2 separate regions of the Homo sapiens genome follow, and region 1 is linked to region 2. Evidence: read pairs that join two places in POLR2A ChIA-PET (ENCODE). Cell type or tissue: GM12878. All regions are shown on one strand. Links, peaks and the distances in the headings refer to the core of each region. The heading gives the core; the rest is flanking DNA.

Region 1 (8,345 bases), core at 2,978-5,477, 830 kb after region 2:
CTTACTTGAGGAAATGTCACTGTGTTTTCAAGCCCACAGGAGAACTAGGTCAAGGGTTTTAGATCTTTTGCTTTGTTTGTTTTTTCTTTTAATCATATTTTCTTGTTTCTAAAAACTTAAAAGTGAAAAGGAGAAGCAAGAATATTGAAAAGTAAAACCGTTAATTGGTCATCAGATTAGAAGTGCAAAATTACCAATAACATAACATATCTGTGTAAATATACAGAACTGGGACTGCCATACATAATTTATTCAAATGCTTTCTTCATTATTCCCTGTTCACTTTCAAAAGAAGGAAGTGAATTGGCCTTGTGCACTGTTGAGAGTCACTTTGCATATGAAATGGTTGACTTTCTCACCCCTTTTCCATTTGATTCTTTGTCCATGTACAGTACCATTCTAAAATCTATCAGTTTCTCTTGGTCATCATTTAAAAATTCATATTGATATCAGTATAATGTGAATGAAATGCTTTACAAATTTGCATTACAATGGGAAGACACAAAGTAGGCTGGCTTAGGTTACCCTATGCAGACTCCATGAGTACCTCTGCTGGCTTGATTCCCAGGGTTGTGGTTTAAATCTGGACCAAGAAGAGTTACCAGATGAGGAGTTTATGGTCAATCAAGAAACACTTCACTGGGAGATGATGGATAAATGGAGAGACAGTGGAGGAGAGTGTCATATGGAGCTCCCAGTGCTGTGATCACCCAGAGATCCAGGGGTTCCTAAATGGAGGTGAGGTACATTGGAGACCACCTGGGAATGAATTTTTAAAAATTTTGAGACAGGGTCCCACTCTCTTACCCAGACTGCAGTGCAGCGGTACAATCATGGCTCACTGCAGCCTCAACCTCCCCAAGCTCAGGCGATCCTCCCACCTCAGCCTCCCAAGTAGCTGAGACTACGAGACAGGGCTTTGCCCCAGGCTGGTCTTGAACTCCTGGGCTCAAGTGAGACTCCTGCTTCAGCCTCCCAAAATGCTGGGATTATAGGCATGAGCCACTGTGTCCAGCCAGGGCTGATTATTATACATTCAGATCCCCAGGCCACCCCTTCACAAACCTGAGGTTCTCATTCAGTAGGTCTGAAGGTGGGCTTGATGTGTTCTGTATTCTAACGACTCTGGTGACTGACGAGCAGCCTGATTTGGTTTCTTAGCTTCGGTTTCCACATCCCTAAAAAGAGGGTAATAACATCTATTTCACAGAGTTGTTGGCAGGAACTGAAAGAATGTGTGGGAAAGGGCCCTGGGAACCGTGAAGTGAGACAGACTAGGACGTGCTGAATTAGTGGGTTTAATTCTCAGCCGCCTCCTAAAGGAGTCTCTACTCTCCACCCCAGACTGAGGCCCAGGCCCTGCCCATGGGTCTCAAGATGCTGAAAAATATTTTGTTCCCAGTAGGATCCCGTTTTCAATCTTCCTCTTCCCACAACAAAATGCGAGGAAAGGCCTTCTAACTCCCTAACTCTGTTCTCGTTCTTAGATCTCAGCACAAAAGGCGCTTCTCCAAGGGAACCTTCTTTGTGTTGTTGTTTAAAGCAGTCCAGTAAGAAAGACAAAGTTCCCTATGGCCAAGAGATTGTCTGTTCTCTCTTGTATCCCCCAAACCCTAGCTGTGCCTGGCGCATAAAAATATGTGCATGATCAATATAGGGAGGAGGGAGGAAGGAAGAAATCAAGGAATCAGGTACTCTAAATAGGACTCAGCTTTGTGCCTTATTTTGTAACTTGTCAATCAACCCAAAATAAGGAGCCAGGGAAGTTCATCCACGTATTCCCACAGCCACCATCTCCCTGAAGCTTTAGCCGTTCTACTGTTGAACTCATTATCTTTTCCCTAGGTCCACTCCTGTGTCCCCATCTCTGTTAACAGCACGGCCAGCCATCAGGCTGTCCAAGTCACAGATCTTGGCATCATCCTTGAGTTTTCCCTCTCCCCTACTGCCTGAGGCCCGTCTATTCTTCTTCTATCACTTCTCTGGTTCCATGCATACACTGTGCAAGTTTGGGTTCAGAACTGCATGGTGATGGGGCCATTTACACCCGGTAATTCAGACAATCACTCTCAGGCCATTCCCACAGGCCTTGCCTGTTCAGCCTTTGTCATCGCATTCCAGGTCTCAGCTTCCCATGGGGTCTCCCTGCCTGCAGCCACAGATGTGATGATCTCTACCTTGCATTCTTCTAACACAGTTCTCAAAGATGGGGTGAAGGTGGAAACCTGGTCCTTGAGAGCTGTAGGTGACCCAGGGACAGGGGCTGTGTAGTTTAATGAGGAGTTTTCAATATTGTCATTTTATATTTAGAAATGGGAAAAGAACACAGGCAAGCTGGTGGGCTTGTGCAGCATAAACCAAAGGACACTACCCCAACTCCCCTAGTGCACGCACATGTGTGTGTATGTGTGTGTGTATGTGTGTTTGTGGTGGGGGTGCATTTCAGAATCTCTCGGGGGAGGGGGTGTGACTTTTTGGGTTACTTTTTTAGTAAGGGAGCATGGATTTAAAATGGCCAAACAGTACTGCATTATTGGCCCTCAGTTGCTCCAGCAAGGGCTTGCCTTTTCTAGGGGAAAGGAAAAGGCATGCTGCACAGCCCACCTCAGCTGCACCCTACATGCAGTGCATTGCCATTGAGCATGCATCTCAGATCTGAAAGCTGAGTCTCCAGTGGGCAGTGAGAAAGAACTGGTGCACCCCCATGTTCCTGGCATGGTTGCCCAGCTCTGTAGCTGGCATTCCTAGCCCAGTCCAGGTGGTCACCCCCACTCAGCCTGCCTTTGCTGCAGAACCTCCCTCCACTCACGTGACCATTCAGCCACTCCAGAGTACTCACCTCTTTTAAAGAGGGTCTTAAGCTGGATTTTGCCAGGGGTGGGAGGCAGGCTGCCAAGGCACGAAATCTGCTGGCCTTCCCCAGTCCACACCTCTGGCCAAGATTCCCAGATCCCCATCAGTATTGTGACTTCTTCCTCTCCAATATCACCAAGACCTGTAATTCTTTATCATAGGATGTTGTAGGTCTCATGGTACAGGTGATTTCTGTTATTCATGCCTGTCTTCCTCACTCAAATCTGATCTCCTTAAGGACAGGAATCTTGGCAAATCCAGCTTTGTGTCTTTAGCACCCAGCACAGTGAGTGGTACACTAAATAAAGACTAGGTGGATTGGTGGGTGGGTGGGTGGGTGGATGGATGGATGGATGGATGGATGGATGGATGGGAAAGGAAGGAAGGAAGGAAAGAAGCATTCCTGGTAATTCATAAGATGAATAATGACAGCATTTGCAGTTTTCATGAAAGACAGGGGCCAGGGATACTTCTCTCCTGAAAAGCTCCTTTTGAATATAAATGTAACCACCACAGCCCAGATTGTAAATTGTGAAAAGATCAAAAGCTTTGAAGCCCACCTTTTGTTGTTGTTGTTGTTGTTGTTGTTGTTTGTTTTTGAGACAGTCTTGCTCTGTTGCCCAGGCTGGAGTGCAGTGGTGCAATCTCAGCTTACTGCAACCTCTGCCTCCCAGGTTCAAGCCATTCTCGTGCCTCAGCTTCCCGAGTAGCTGGGATTACAGGTATGTACCATCATGCCCAGCTAATTTTTGTTTTGTTTTGTTTTGTTTTTGAGATAGAATCTCACTCTGTCTCCCAGGCTAGAGTGCAGTGGTGCAATCTCGGCTCGCTGCAACCTCTGCCTCCCAGGTTCAAACCATTCTCGTGCCTCAGCTTCCCGAGTAGCTGGGATTACAGGTATGTACCATCATGCCCGGCTAATTTTTGTTTTGTTTTGTTTTTGAGATAGAGTCTCACTCTGTCTCCCAGGCTGGAGTGCAGTGGCACAATCTCAGCTCACTGTAGCCTCTGCCTCCTGGGTTCAAGCGATTCTCCCACCTCAGCCTCTCGAGTAGCTGGGATTATAGACGCCCACCATTATGCCCGGCTAATTTTTGTGTTTTCAGTAAAGGCCGAGTTTCACCATGTTGGCCAGGCTGGCCTTGAATGAAGACCTGCACAGTTACTGTCTGTGGGAAATCAGCTCACGTAACTGGACCTTTTCATCAGTGCGCCTTTCCTGTCCTGTCCCTGGAATTGCGAGGTGTCCCCCATGTCTGGTTGTCCTTGCTTTCCCACACTTTTCTTGAGATCGCTGCCCTTCTTCTAGGGGTGTATGAAGTAGGCTCCCCAAGCCCATGGCGGCTCCTGGGTGGGGTCGGATCTCAGCCTGACCTGATGTCTGAGCAACGGTGAGGCCAGCACAATGGACAGACACGATGTGGCTGTGGGCTGTAGGGTGCATCTTGTTTGGTGGGTATAGGAAGCTTTTAGGGTACTGGCTTTCAGCCACTCTGCCTCAATAATTAAATAGTCCCTCCTCCCCCAGTGTCTCATGGTGAGGTTGCAGGGATAAGAGGGAATTCGCTTTTTGGCCTTCTTTAATATTATCCCTTTAAGGAACATTAGACATTATGATAGAAAAACCAAAAATCAAAGATGACATTCTAGTTCAGATCTTTTTTAAAAGAGGGAAGGTATGACTATAAAATCCCACACAGTAAATGTACTCATAGCTACAGGGATTTAATATTCTTTTTATTTGAAGGTAAACTTCAATTTCTCATTATTTAAATTCGGAAATCTTAGGCTGTCGCCAACATTTCAGACAATTTACTGTTTTACAAAATAATGATAATAAGACAACAGTAAGGTGATCCTGAATGATTCTCTAACTTGTATGTTACATAAAAAAAAATTGTTTAGAGGCTGGGCGTGGTGGCTCACACCTGTAATCCCAGCACTTTGGGAGGCTAAAACAGGCTGAGCCCAGGAGTTTGAGACATGCCTGAGCAACATGGAGAAACCCCATCTCTACAAAAAATACAAAAAGACTAGCTGGGTGTAGTAGTGCACACCTGTAGTCCCAGCTACTCAGGAGGTTGAAGTGGGAGTATTGCTTGAGCCCAGGAGGTCAAGCCATGATCACGCCACTGCACTCCAACCTGAGTGACAGAGCAAGATGCTGCCTCAAATAATAATAACAATAGTAATAATAGTTTAGAAACAAGGTTTTTTTTTTTCCATGGAGAAACTTCTCTTGTAAAATTCTAAAATGATTCTGAAGGCTTTTCTCTCTTTCCATCTTGTCTTTCATTTTCCAATCAGATTGCAGAGGCCATTCCTTTTAGGCTTTTAGTCAGCAGTTTCGATATTCTTCAAATCCAGTATCCAGCTTTTGTGTCTTGGGGTTGGAGTCAAAGGCTCTGTTGTGATGTTTTTCTGTTCCACAGCAATCACCATGCCCTTTGGAGAGTGCAGTGCCTTAGTGAATGCCTCATTTCTATAACATCACCACTTTTTACAAGAGCTATGCGGCACACATTCATTTTTTACTATGTGTTTTTCTCTAATTCTAAAAGGAATATATGTTCATTTTAGACAATTTGGAAAATACAGAAAACTGTGAAGGAAAGAGAAGCACCAACCATAGTCATACCCCTTAGGGATATGACTGATAATCCCTTCACCTAATTCCCCTAGTCTTGGTCTGTACAGATATGAGCCATAAATTCGAGGTCAGCCCTACATACAGATTTATATCCTGTTTTCTTCCCACTTTTATTTTGAGCATGTTCTCACATTAAGCATCCTCTCTGAACACAAAATGTTAATAGATAAATAATATTCTACCATGTGGAGCTACCTGATACCTGAATTTATTTAATTGTTCACCTACTGCTGAATGTTTAAGTTGTTTCTGTTTATCACAAGAATGAATAGTGGTTGTTCGTTGTTAGTAAATCCTCATGCATGTCTCTAGCTATGTGCATCTGCTCCTGTAACTTTTTAAATTGAGGTCTATTGTGCGAGCAATAAAACACACAGACCGTTAGTGTACGTACTTACATATGGACACACCTATGTGATATGCCACATCAAAGGCTCCTTTTACATTTCCCTATACATTAATTTTGCATTCGTTTTTGGGTATTCAAATACAAGCAGCTGCTGGGGACTTTTTATGTATGATCTCATTTTATGCTTGTGGGCACCCTCTGATGGAGATATAGCTGTCCCACCTTTCCAGCTGAGAACTTTAAGACTCTCAGCACCTGAACAGGTTGCCCAAGGTCATATAGCAAGTCAGGGTGAAGTCAGAGTTGGATTCGAGTTTTGCCTGCACCCAGAACTTTAATTCTGCATATTTTCTCTTAGATAATTAAAAATAAAAGCTGCCAATATCCTTTGATAGGACAGAAAACCATTGGATTTCATTTTGTTTGTTTTTTCCTTTACGACTACACTTGGGGATCAGTAACTGACCACATACCTTCTCCTGTTTGTAGCTTACATTTAAAATCGGCAGAGAATTGGCATTGCTGCTTTCTGGTTTTGGTCATGCATTTTGCTCAGGGCTGGAAGGCACCGTTGGCTGTCATCGAGTTACAAGCCCTCACCTACCCACTCACACCCCTCCCACAGACTCAGGCTTTCCCCAGTTCTGTTACCAGAGAGGAACACTTCTGAGCACAGAAGCTGATGACAGCCACTTAGCAAGTTGTCTTGGGCTCTGTTGCCAAAGCACAGGGAGAGACAACCTCAGTTAAGGTGCACAATTTAGATTGGAGGCATGGGAGAAACTTCTGGTCCATTTTTCCAGCTTGCCCGATTTACAAAGATGACACTGAGCCCAGTTGTCTGCCTGGGGAGACAGGCCATTAAGAGCAGGCCTGAGACTGAAACCCAAGGATGTCTGCCTCCCAGCATCTCATCGGGTCAGTGGACACACATTTAGGGTAGAGGGTCTGGGCCTGTCAGATGTCACCACTGCCTCTTGAGGACACAACCTGATTAAAGGCAGTCAGGTTGAATGGCATCCCAAGTGCATTCCCACTGATGGGAAATTTAACAAGATGGAAAAAATTGTCTTACCCAGAACTCCTCAGTGTATGTGGTTAGGAGGACTTCTAGGGCAAGGCATTTGGGGTAGGATGCAGTGAGGGCTCGCCAGCCCCTCAAGGAGCAGGCTGGATTAGGTAATCCATGAACTGGCATCCAAGGTGTGTGAGGCCAATTAACCCAAGGGCTCTGGTTCACTGCATGGGTTGTGCAAGTTTGGGGCCAGCGTTGCATGGCGATAGGGCCGTCTGCACCCAGTAATTCAGACAGAGCAGCAGGGTTTGAGGCCTGGTTTAAGTATGAGCAAGTTGCCCTCCTTCTAAACCAGCCCCCTCATTCCAGCTCAGAGCCCGTGTGTGCCCAGGAGGATGTGTTTTCTTCGGGTCCTTTTGTCCTCTCTGGGAAGTAGAGCCAGGTGTTAGGAGGGTGGTCACCGAACCACCTGTGCCTCTCAGCTAGTTCCTGTCTTCTCGGTGGGGCTGATGGGAATGATGATAATACCACCTTGGGGAAGTGGAGAGAATTAAATGTGTTAGTGGCTACAGAGCATGTACAGTGGTGCCCAGCCCAGTAAATGGTAACTATTGGCTTTTATTTTCTTCTCAACTGTTTCTGACCCTTAATTCTTCTACATTCCATTTTTTCCTTGTTTCTCTCTCTGATGCATTTCACACTATTAGACTTCTCTGCCAGTGTTTCTGATAGAAGACTTAAACCGTGATGCTCTGTGAAATTTGTATTATTTTACTTAGAGTTAAGCTTCCTCCCATTTTTTCATGTTTTTCCATAATATTTTGCATTTTTCTGTTGTAGGACTTAAAGCCTTGGTTTAAGAGTTGCAGTCTCTCACTAGACAATGCTCCTGCAAGGCAGGAACTGCTGGATCCCCAGTGCTTAGCCAAGATTCTGGCCTAGAGCGAGTGCTAGCAAATGCTTATTGAGTCAATAATTTTCCTTACAAATAACCCTTAGAAAGACAAGGTCACTGATCGCTGGTGGATGTCCTCAGGTCATCCACGGAGACACTTCTTTGCAGCATTATGTTATCACTGTCAGTGGCCACCCCTTCCTTCTTTCCCCTGGACTGGCTTACTTCTGAAGTCCTTTTCTTTTCTTTCTTTCTTTTTTTTCTGAGACTGGGTCTCATTCTGTCACCCAGGCAGGAGTGACGTGGTGCAAACATGGCTCACTGCAGCCTCGACCTCCCCTGGCACATTTTATCCTCCCAGCTCAGCCTCCTGAGTAGCCAGGTCTGTAGGCACATTTCGCCGTTCCCTGCTAATTTTTATACTTTTGGTAGAGATGAAGTTTCACCATGTTGCCCAGGCTGGTCTCGAACTCTTGACTTCAAGCAATCCACCTGCCTTGGCCTCCCAAAGTGTTGGGATTATAGGCGTGAGCCACTGTGCCTGGCCTGAAGTCCTTTTCTTAGCATAAGTGACTTTCCTCTG
Region 2 (8,345 bases), core at 3,145-5,644:
GCCATTCTAAACAAGGCACCAAGCTGGTCCTCAGGTCTGAGTTCTGGCTGGCAGTGACCCCTCGCAAAATGTGGGTCTTCGCTATCATTCCTCCTTTCCTCCTCTGGCTGAAATTTCCTTTCAGGCCTGACATCCGGCAAACACTGAACTAGAGATTTTGGTTGCTGAAGAGTGAGTACTACTGTCATTTTCTCAGCTAGGGGTGGTACGGTTCACAGGTCACCATGAGGCCTCAAAAAACTATTTGGGGAAAGAGTCCTGACTTCCCCTTGGAAGTCAAACCCCAGCTGAAAAATACCTCAACAATTCTCTTTCTGCCTCCCAGACCCTGCCCAAGCTGTAAGAGAAACAAGGCTGAACAAGAGGCTCAAGAGAAGTGGCATGAAGGGAGTTAGCCTGCGAGCAGGGCTTGCTACATAATTGGCAAGGCCCAGTACAAAATAAAAAAGTAGGACCCTTGCTCAAAAAAGGGGGGGAAAGTGTTGTTAAAAGCACTAAAATGTAAAGCTTTTGTCTTTCTTCTGTGATCTCTCTCTGATGTCATGACATTTTTAAAAATCTGTTATGTAATGTTGTTCTTAGTATAAATAAATTATTTGCATGAATTCTACCATTAGTTTATATTATGCAATGCCAGTTTTAAATGCATGTATAAGAGTATGTAACTCAGATACACCAAAATGGCACAATCTGTTTTTTTTTTTTTTTTTTTTGAGACGGAGTCTCACTCTGTTGCCCAGGCTGGAGTGCAGTGGTGCAATTGGCTCACTGCAACCTCCACCTCCTGGGTTCAAGCAATTCTCCTGCCTCAGCCTCCTGAGTAGCTGGGATTACAGGTGCGCGCCACCACGCCCAGCTAATTTTTGTATTTTTAGTAGAGACGGGGTTTCACCATGTTGGCCAGGATGGTCTTGATCTCTTGACTTCATGATCTCCCCACCTCGGCCTCCCAAAGTGCTGGGATTACAGATGTAAGCCACCACTCTAGGCCCACAATTTGTATCTTACAGCTCATATTTGCTTACATGTCTCCTTCCTACAAGGACAATGGAAATGCTGCATAAAACTAACTGTTCTTATTTCCTTTCCTGATACATGTACATTCTACCAACTCTCTCCACCTTTATCTTACCGGTGAGTAAGGAAAGACTGAAAGGAAAAGGAACTGTGTTTGCCCTATTTTTTCCCTTTTCTTCTGCCATCATTTTCAGTGTAAGTGGCTGGTTAATACAGGGAAGTAACATAAATAAGAACATGATAGGGCTCCATGGCTGTTCTTAGAACCCCACTGTCCTCTTTCTGCATTCAAGGCAAGTTCTGGTTGGATGGAAAGCATGGCCTCTCTGGGTTACCCGCAGCTGTCAGTTATAGGGTAACATGGTTCCCTTGTACTCATTTTGAGTTTCACTGAACTCCCTTGCATTGTGGATCCCCTGGAATTCTGTGCTCATGTGGCATCATCAAAAATGCTATACACAAATAAAGCTTGCACATCTCTGTTCATGTGCATGCTTTATTGTCTTATTGACTTCACTTGTAAAACATAAGTTCAAAGATAAAATTATTAAGAATTTCAAGATGATGACAGCAAAGCAGTAAGCCAAATATGGAGCCCTTCTGAGCCAGGGCCCTGTGTTCATGAATTAGGCCCCGTCTGGGTGGTAGAATATGAGAGCTAATACTTAAGTAGCGTCTACAATAACCAAGCACTAGTTTAAGTACTTTGTATGTATTATTCATTGAATCTTCCTGACAACCCAATACAGCAGGTAAGTTACTACCCCATTTTTCAGATATGAAACTTGAGGTACTGGGAGATTAAATGTCTTGCCCGGGGTCACAGAACACGCCACTGGCAGGGCCAAGACACAGACCCAAGTAGTCTGGCCCCAAAGGCCATGGCCCTAACCACTATGCTAAACTGCTTCTCAGGGGAAATCGAAGAAAGACTTGGCGGGGAGAGGGTGTCACACATTTCTCTTTCCCCTTGTGCCTGTGGTTAGGTCTACACATCAGAGCCTGGGATGCCTTTTCCTCATCATGGGGATCAATAACTTTACTTCTTTAAAGTGGTGACTTTGCTCAAGCCTAGGTCAAGGGGCTTAGAGACACCTTAAACGTCAATGATGAAGGGCCGGGAGTGGTGGCTCACACCAGTAATCCCAGCACTTTGGGAGGCTGAGGAGTTCAAGACCAGCCTGAGCAACATGGTGAAACCCCGTTTCTCCGTTTCTACAAAAAATAAAAATAAAAATAAAAAGAATTTAGCCAGGCATGGTGGTGGGTGCCTGTAGTTCCAGCTACTCAGGAGGCTGAGGTGGGAGAATTGCTTGAGCCCAGGAGGCAGAGGTTGCAGTGAGCCAAGATTGTGCCACTGCACTCCAGCCTGGGCAACAGAGTGACAGCCTGTCTCAAAAAAATAATAATAATAAAGACAATGATGAGGGATGAATCTCATACTAGGAGGCCTTGGAGTTGGTTGGGTCCAAATTAGATGAGGGAGGGAAGGCAGGGGTCCAATGAAGCCTCTTCCTCCCATGTTTCTCTGTCAGCACAACTCAAAAGCATTCCCCACCCACTGGCCTGCAGAGGCATTGCCCATCACCTTCACGGGGTCAAAAGAAAAGACTTCTTCATCCTGGACACTGGCCTGCCTACGTCAGCAGGGAGAAAGGATGATGGGGGCGGAGGGAAGTGAAGGTTCTGTATTGGCACTTGTGCAGGCAGGAGACAGAAAGGGAGGCAGGGAGGAAGGAGGGCCACGGAAGGGATTGGAGGGCTTGGAGAGGGCACAGAGGAGGAGACTACGACAGCAGATAAGCACTTGATGCAAGGCTCCCAGGAAAGGAATGGATCCACGCATTTTACATCGACCCTGAACAGTTTATTATCCATCACCAAACAATCCAGTCCTATTCAGTCACGTTTATGATGGACTCACTGGCAGTGCACGCCCTCTGATTAGCCATGCAAACATGGGTAATGTTAAATAGGAGCTGTGTCTTCCTCAGCATGAAGGTTATGGGCAGACACCCCCGTCTCACCTACCAGAAAGACTTCTGTGCCATGGTGGATCAAAACAACAGTTTAAAGGGGTTTTGTTGTTCCTCATAAATATCCCCCCCTACACACATACAACTGAGACAGAAGACTGAAATATCTCATCATTTAGGATTTAAGAACAAAAAATATGACATGAGTCGGTAGTGACTACTCCAGATTGGATGCCTGGACACGAGGAAAGGACGGCCATGAAGGCAGGCAATGGCTTCAGGCCGTTGTTTTTATCATTCCGATAGCAGCAATTGCAGCTTCTCCCCATGGTTGTTTTTCCTTTTCCCAGAGCACAGAAGGCTTTTTCTGCTTTTCTCCAGCTTCCGTGGTACAGTGCCTTTAGGGGAGCTTTATTGATCAGCAACAGCAGGGGGCAGAGCTCCTTCTCCTCGCCCGCCTTTTTTGGGTCGTAATGCTCTACTTCTCTCTGGACAAATCATTTGGAAACCAACAGGCGTGTACTTGATGCATGACGCAAATGTCATATGGTGTTGCTAATGTCACACCGTTGACAAAAGAAGAAAAGGAAAAGGATCCCAGCAGATGGATGGGTTTTACATTTCATATAACACACTGTTGATTCCTGACAGCCCAGAGCAAACAGCAGCCGCATCGTTGTGAAAAGATGCAAAGTTTTATGTCATCTCCAGCAAGAATTGCCCCAATGGCTGTTTTGGGGCCCTTAATCCTCTTCTCAGAGAATTTTCTTTATGATGGTTCTTTTTTTCTCTCAAAAATATTGCTGGTCCCAGTGCATGGGGACAAAAACATGGCTACTCCCTTGGGTCCTTTGCTACAAAGTGGGTTTTGTGGCCCAGATAAAGCTCTGGAGACATGATTGGCTAAAGAGCAGTGGAAAATAAGGCGTTCCCCAAATGTCACATTTGGCCACTTTGAGGGAAGGAGGCTCACGGGCGTAAGAGTATCCAAAACCACATAATATGGTCTCTTACCTGTCTTTTTATTGACAGACAAAGGAGATCCCAAACTGCCAGCCAACCCTGAACCAAGAGGGGAAGTTCAGTCAAAACTTAGACATTTTTCTTCCTTGGGTCATAGTTTCCTGATAATAAAATATTTTAAGTCTCCAGTAAAAATTCGTATACTATAATGATACAATTTATGTTGGAGATAGAGAACCTACTTTAGTCCTGGATCTCAGAGTTCCAGATTTCTTCTGGCTTTAACACAGAAGGGCTGAGGTGTTGAATGCAAAACAGTTGGAGGTTGACCCCTGGCTGGCTGATCCCAACTCTGAGTTAATCATTGCCTGCCACCAATCAGGTAGGAAATATCACTTTACTGTATGGCCACCGAGAACCATTACTTTCAAATTGTTGTGGGTTGCCACGGAAACAAGGACATCTTAATGTTAAGAATAATTTACTCTGTAATGAAAATGGTCTATCTCTAAAGGAAAGTTAACTTGGAAACCTTTTGAGTCATCCCCAGTTGCTGTCCCCTCCCCACCCCCACCCTACTTTCTTCTGCTTGCCTAGAGGCCTTAATTTTGATGATCTATGAGGTGTCAGCCAGAAGGTCTTGTGCTCTGCCGCAAAGCACTATAAAAAGGCAGATGTATGACTGTGTCATCCACAAATACCCTAGAAAGTTAAGTGTTAAACCAGTGTTAATAATACATGTTTTCCTCTGAAGTAGGTTATAGAAGGATCACTGGGGCCCCTTAAAATATTACAAACCAATAAAATCTCAGGGAGCTCAGGGACACCTAACCCTGCCATCACCCTTTTAGTACTGTCAGAAAAGTTATTAAATGCCATTCCATCTTGTCTTCCTAAAACCCCTGGATGGAGACAGGGAAACAGCCCCTCCAAACAACTGAACTCGGTCTCTACAAATCGGAAGTCTTGGGACCAGAAAGACCCAGGGAATGCAGAAATTACTCTTTAAAATGTTTGAGGTGGTGGATATGCTAATTACTGTGATGTGATCATTATATGGTGTGTACCTGCATTGAAATACCATTCTGTATCCCATAAATGTGTAAAATTATTGGGTGTCAACTAAAAATAAAATGAAAAAAGTTGAATTGAATTTAAACAAATGTTTAAAGTCTTCCCAGGAAACATAGTGACGGGCCATTGCCATTGACTCAGTGTCCCGCCCCCACCATTTTGCTACCAAGCTCCCTGATCTGAATAAGAGGAAGCAAAAAAAACACTCTGATCCAGGTCCTGCCTGGCCTCCCATCAAAGAGCCCTCCCTCCATCTCTCAATCATCCCCATTGACTTCTGGTCCTTGCAGGGAGGTTTCTTAAGGCTCTCCCACCCCTTCGAGGGGAGCCTGTAAGAAGGGCTGCTGGCTTGTGTGCATAAGAATTTGAAGCTTACTTGACAGCCATCCATGGCTGTGCTGTCTTTGCTGAAGAAAATTCCATTTTGAAACTCTATAGAATTGTCCTGGTAGATATATAAAGTCCTGATTGTTCCTTGTCTTCTATTGCTTCTCACCCAATAGTAAGATTGGTTGTTGTTGTTTTCCATTGGAAGGTCCTTCCTCTTGCAGGAAAAAGAGTCAGCATGATTGGAAATATGAGCCATGGTCAAGAAATCCAAATGCACCCATTTTGGCCAGGTGCGGTAGCTCACACCTGTAATCCCAGCACTTGGAAAGTCCAAGGCAGGTGGAGATCACTTGAGGCCAGGAGTTCAAGACCAGCCTGGCCAACATGGTGAACCCCCATCTCTACTAAAAATACAAAAATTAGCTGGGCGTGGTGGTGGGCACCTGTAATCCCAGCAACTCGGGAGGCTGAAGCAGGAGAATCGCTTGAACCCGGGAGCGGGAAATGGAGGCGGCAGTGAGCTAAGATTGCACCACCGCACTCCGGCCTGGGCAACAAAATGAAACTTCATCTCAAACACACACACACGCACACACACACACACGCACACACACATCCAAATGCCCCCATTTCAATCAAGCTAGGTTCCGAGAAGCAGACCCTGAGAGAAGATTCTGGTGCAGGTGACTCACTAGGACGTATTCTCAAGGAAATCCTAAGTAGAGTGGGGAAAGGGGACTGAGAAGGGTAGGAAAACAAACAAAGGTTATGATGCCAAGCTGAGTCCCCTGAAGGATGATGTTGGCACAATCTCTCAGAGGGCACACCCAAGTGTCCCCATCAGGGATGAGGGAGAATTTCTGTCCCTGCATCCCCCAGCCATTGGTTCAGGTCTGCATCCCATGGTGCATGCAGGCAAAGGGGTTCTGGTAGCTGCTGGCCATCCTCCAACAAAGAAAGGCAGGTGCAGCTGGGGAGGAGGCACAGGGGAGCTGATGTGCCCAGAAGGGGCGAAAGGATCTGAGGATATAGGGACATGGGGCTGACAGCATCCTGCCTCACACTCCACCCACAAGAATATAAAGGAAAGAAGGAACCCAGAGTTTTCTTCCAGGTCCATCTATTTGTTCATCACTCATCCATTGATTTAAGCAAACATATACTCAGCACTGGTCATGTTCCAGTTATTGTGCTAAATACTGAGGGTTTCTAAAAAAAAAAACATGGTCAAGTGTGGGGAAGCCAGTACTAATCTTATACTTGAGAGGCTAGCACTCCAAAAAGGTGGGGTGGGGAATATGTACCCAAATGTCTATCACCCAGGTCAGGTTTGGACTTAAATATTTCTAACTTCTGTCTAGGTCTCTTCCATGAAGGGCCAAGCCTTCGATCTCAGAAAAAAAACCAAAACTCTCTGTACAATTATGTAATCCAAAGGTTCTAAGGCTATGCTGCCAAATGTTAATAAAGCACCTAGAGATCCCTGGATGAAAAGCACAACATGAGTGCAAGGTATTATTAGTAATCAAAGTGGTATTTAGTAATACCAAAATAAATAAGTTGACCCAGAAGTTTTGCTCCGCATTCAAGGGAGCGTTCTGGGTATCCTAGGCCCTTTATCTAAGAATCAAATGCTCCCACAGCTATAACACATTCCTGCCCTGGTTTGTCTTATGAACTGAGCATTTTGCTGGCATCACACTTTGGTAAGTACCCTGCTGATTCCAAGGGCAGCATTTCAGCAGCAGCCCTGGCAGGCGGGTTACTTAAGGTCACGTCCATCTATTGCCCATGACCCACATGCCAGGACCAGGAGAGAGTGAGAAGGGGCTGGAGTGAGTGGAGACTAATAGCAAAACATTCTCATTTGTAGGGTAAAACAGGTTAGGAAAAGTGCAGGTAGTCTTCCTGTTCCTCCTAGGGCCACAGACTGGCAGATAGGAGGGTGTGCCCAAGACTACGGCTGCTGGATTAAATAGGGGCCACACAGTTAAATCTGGACTGCAGATAAATAACACATACTCTTTTTTTAGTATGAGTATGTCCCAAACATCTCATGGGACATACTTACAGTGAAACTTTTTTTGTTGCTTATCTGAAATTCAAATGTAACTGGGCACCGTGTATTTTTATTTGCTAGCTCTGGCAAGCCTACCCCAAGGACTTCACCACAAGGACTTTTCTCCTTTAATTCCCTGCTCAGGTCAGAAGTGGGAGGCCAGATAGCTAAAGAGGACTTCATATCAGGCTGGATAGGGAGTTCGGATCTCCCTAAGCAAGCTATTGATCTGATGTCAAATAAAATTGCTTTTTAAGGTCTTCCCCTAACTGTCCCTGGGAAGTGTGTTCATGGGGCAGGAAATGAAGGCAAAAAAATGACCAAGGAAAGAATCCCTTGGCAGAGCCTCAAATTCTAGAATTCCTTTTTCCAATGTAACTCCTTAGATTTTTAGTCTGTCATGAACTTGCCTTAAGCTTATGAAGAAGTTAAACAACACTTTGCTTTTTAAACCACAACAAGAATGGAGAATTCGTCTAAAATTAAATGCCATGTGCAGATTTTAAAGCCATGGAGATGTACAAGCAGCCCAAAACTCAAATTTGCCCCACAGCTTTTTCCTAGCAGAGCACTTTCCCAGCAGCTACTGCCTTTGGGCCTTGACATAGCCTTGGGGATGGGCAACACAAATGTTATCCAACCCGTTGGCAGGTGAGGCAGGTCAGGCCAACACAAGTTGAGGGGCCCGTCCAGAGCAACAGGTGTGGGGACAGAAGCCTCACCTATGACCCTGGCTCTTCCCATCTGAACAAGTTGTTAGGAAGTGAACCTGGAGCCTGATCCTGGATTTCCGAGTCAAGATCTGGGGTATGTTATTTAAGCATTTCAGACCCTGCCTTCCATGGTATATCTGGCAGAGCCTACAAGTGTATTCTATAAATCTTAATGGAACATGTGCAATGTGCCAGGCATGTTCGAGATGCTGG

Evidence for each region. Peaks named below come from ENCODE experiments on the same cell type or tissue, not always from the same donor. Only the 100,000 strongest peaks of a DNase experiment are listed, where the experiment ranks them.
Region 1: POLR2A ChIA-PET joins it to region 2 with 5 read pairs; 1 of 35 experiments calls an interaction of 5 or more read pairs at or near these places.

Annotation. Positions count from the first base shown.
Region 1 is chr3:44,030,568-44,038,912 of GRCh38, forward strand. All of the region lies in intron 2 of LOC124909489 (a long non-coding RNA gene), which reads left to right. Among named protein-coding and RNA genes, the nearest start is that of MIR138-1, 79 kb to the right of the region's middle. In GM12878, for the core only: no CTCF peak of the experiment used is centred there; no DNase peak of the experiment used is centred there.
Region 2 is chr3:43,203,391-43,211,735 of GRCh38, forward strand. No RefSeq gene overlaps it. Among named protein-coding and RNA genes, the nearest start is that of SNRK, 79 kb to the right of the region's middle. In GM12878, for the core only: no CTCF peak of the experiment used is centred there; a DNase peak (open chromatin) is centred at 4,391.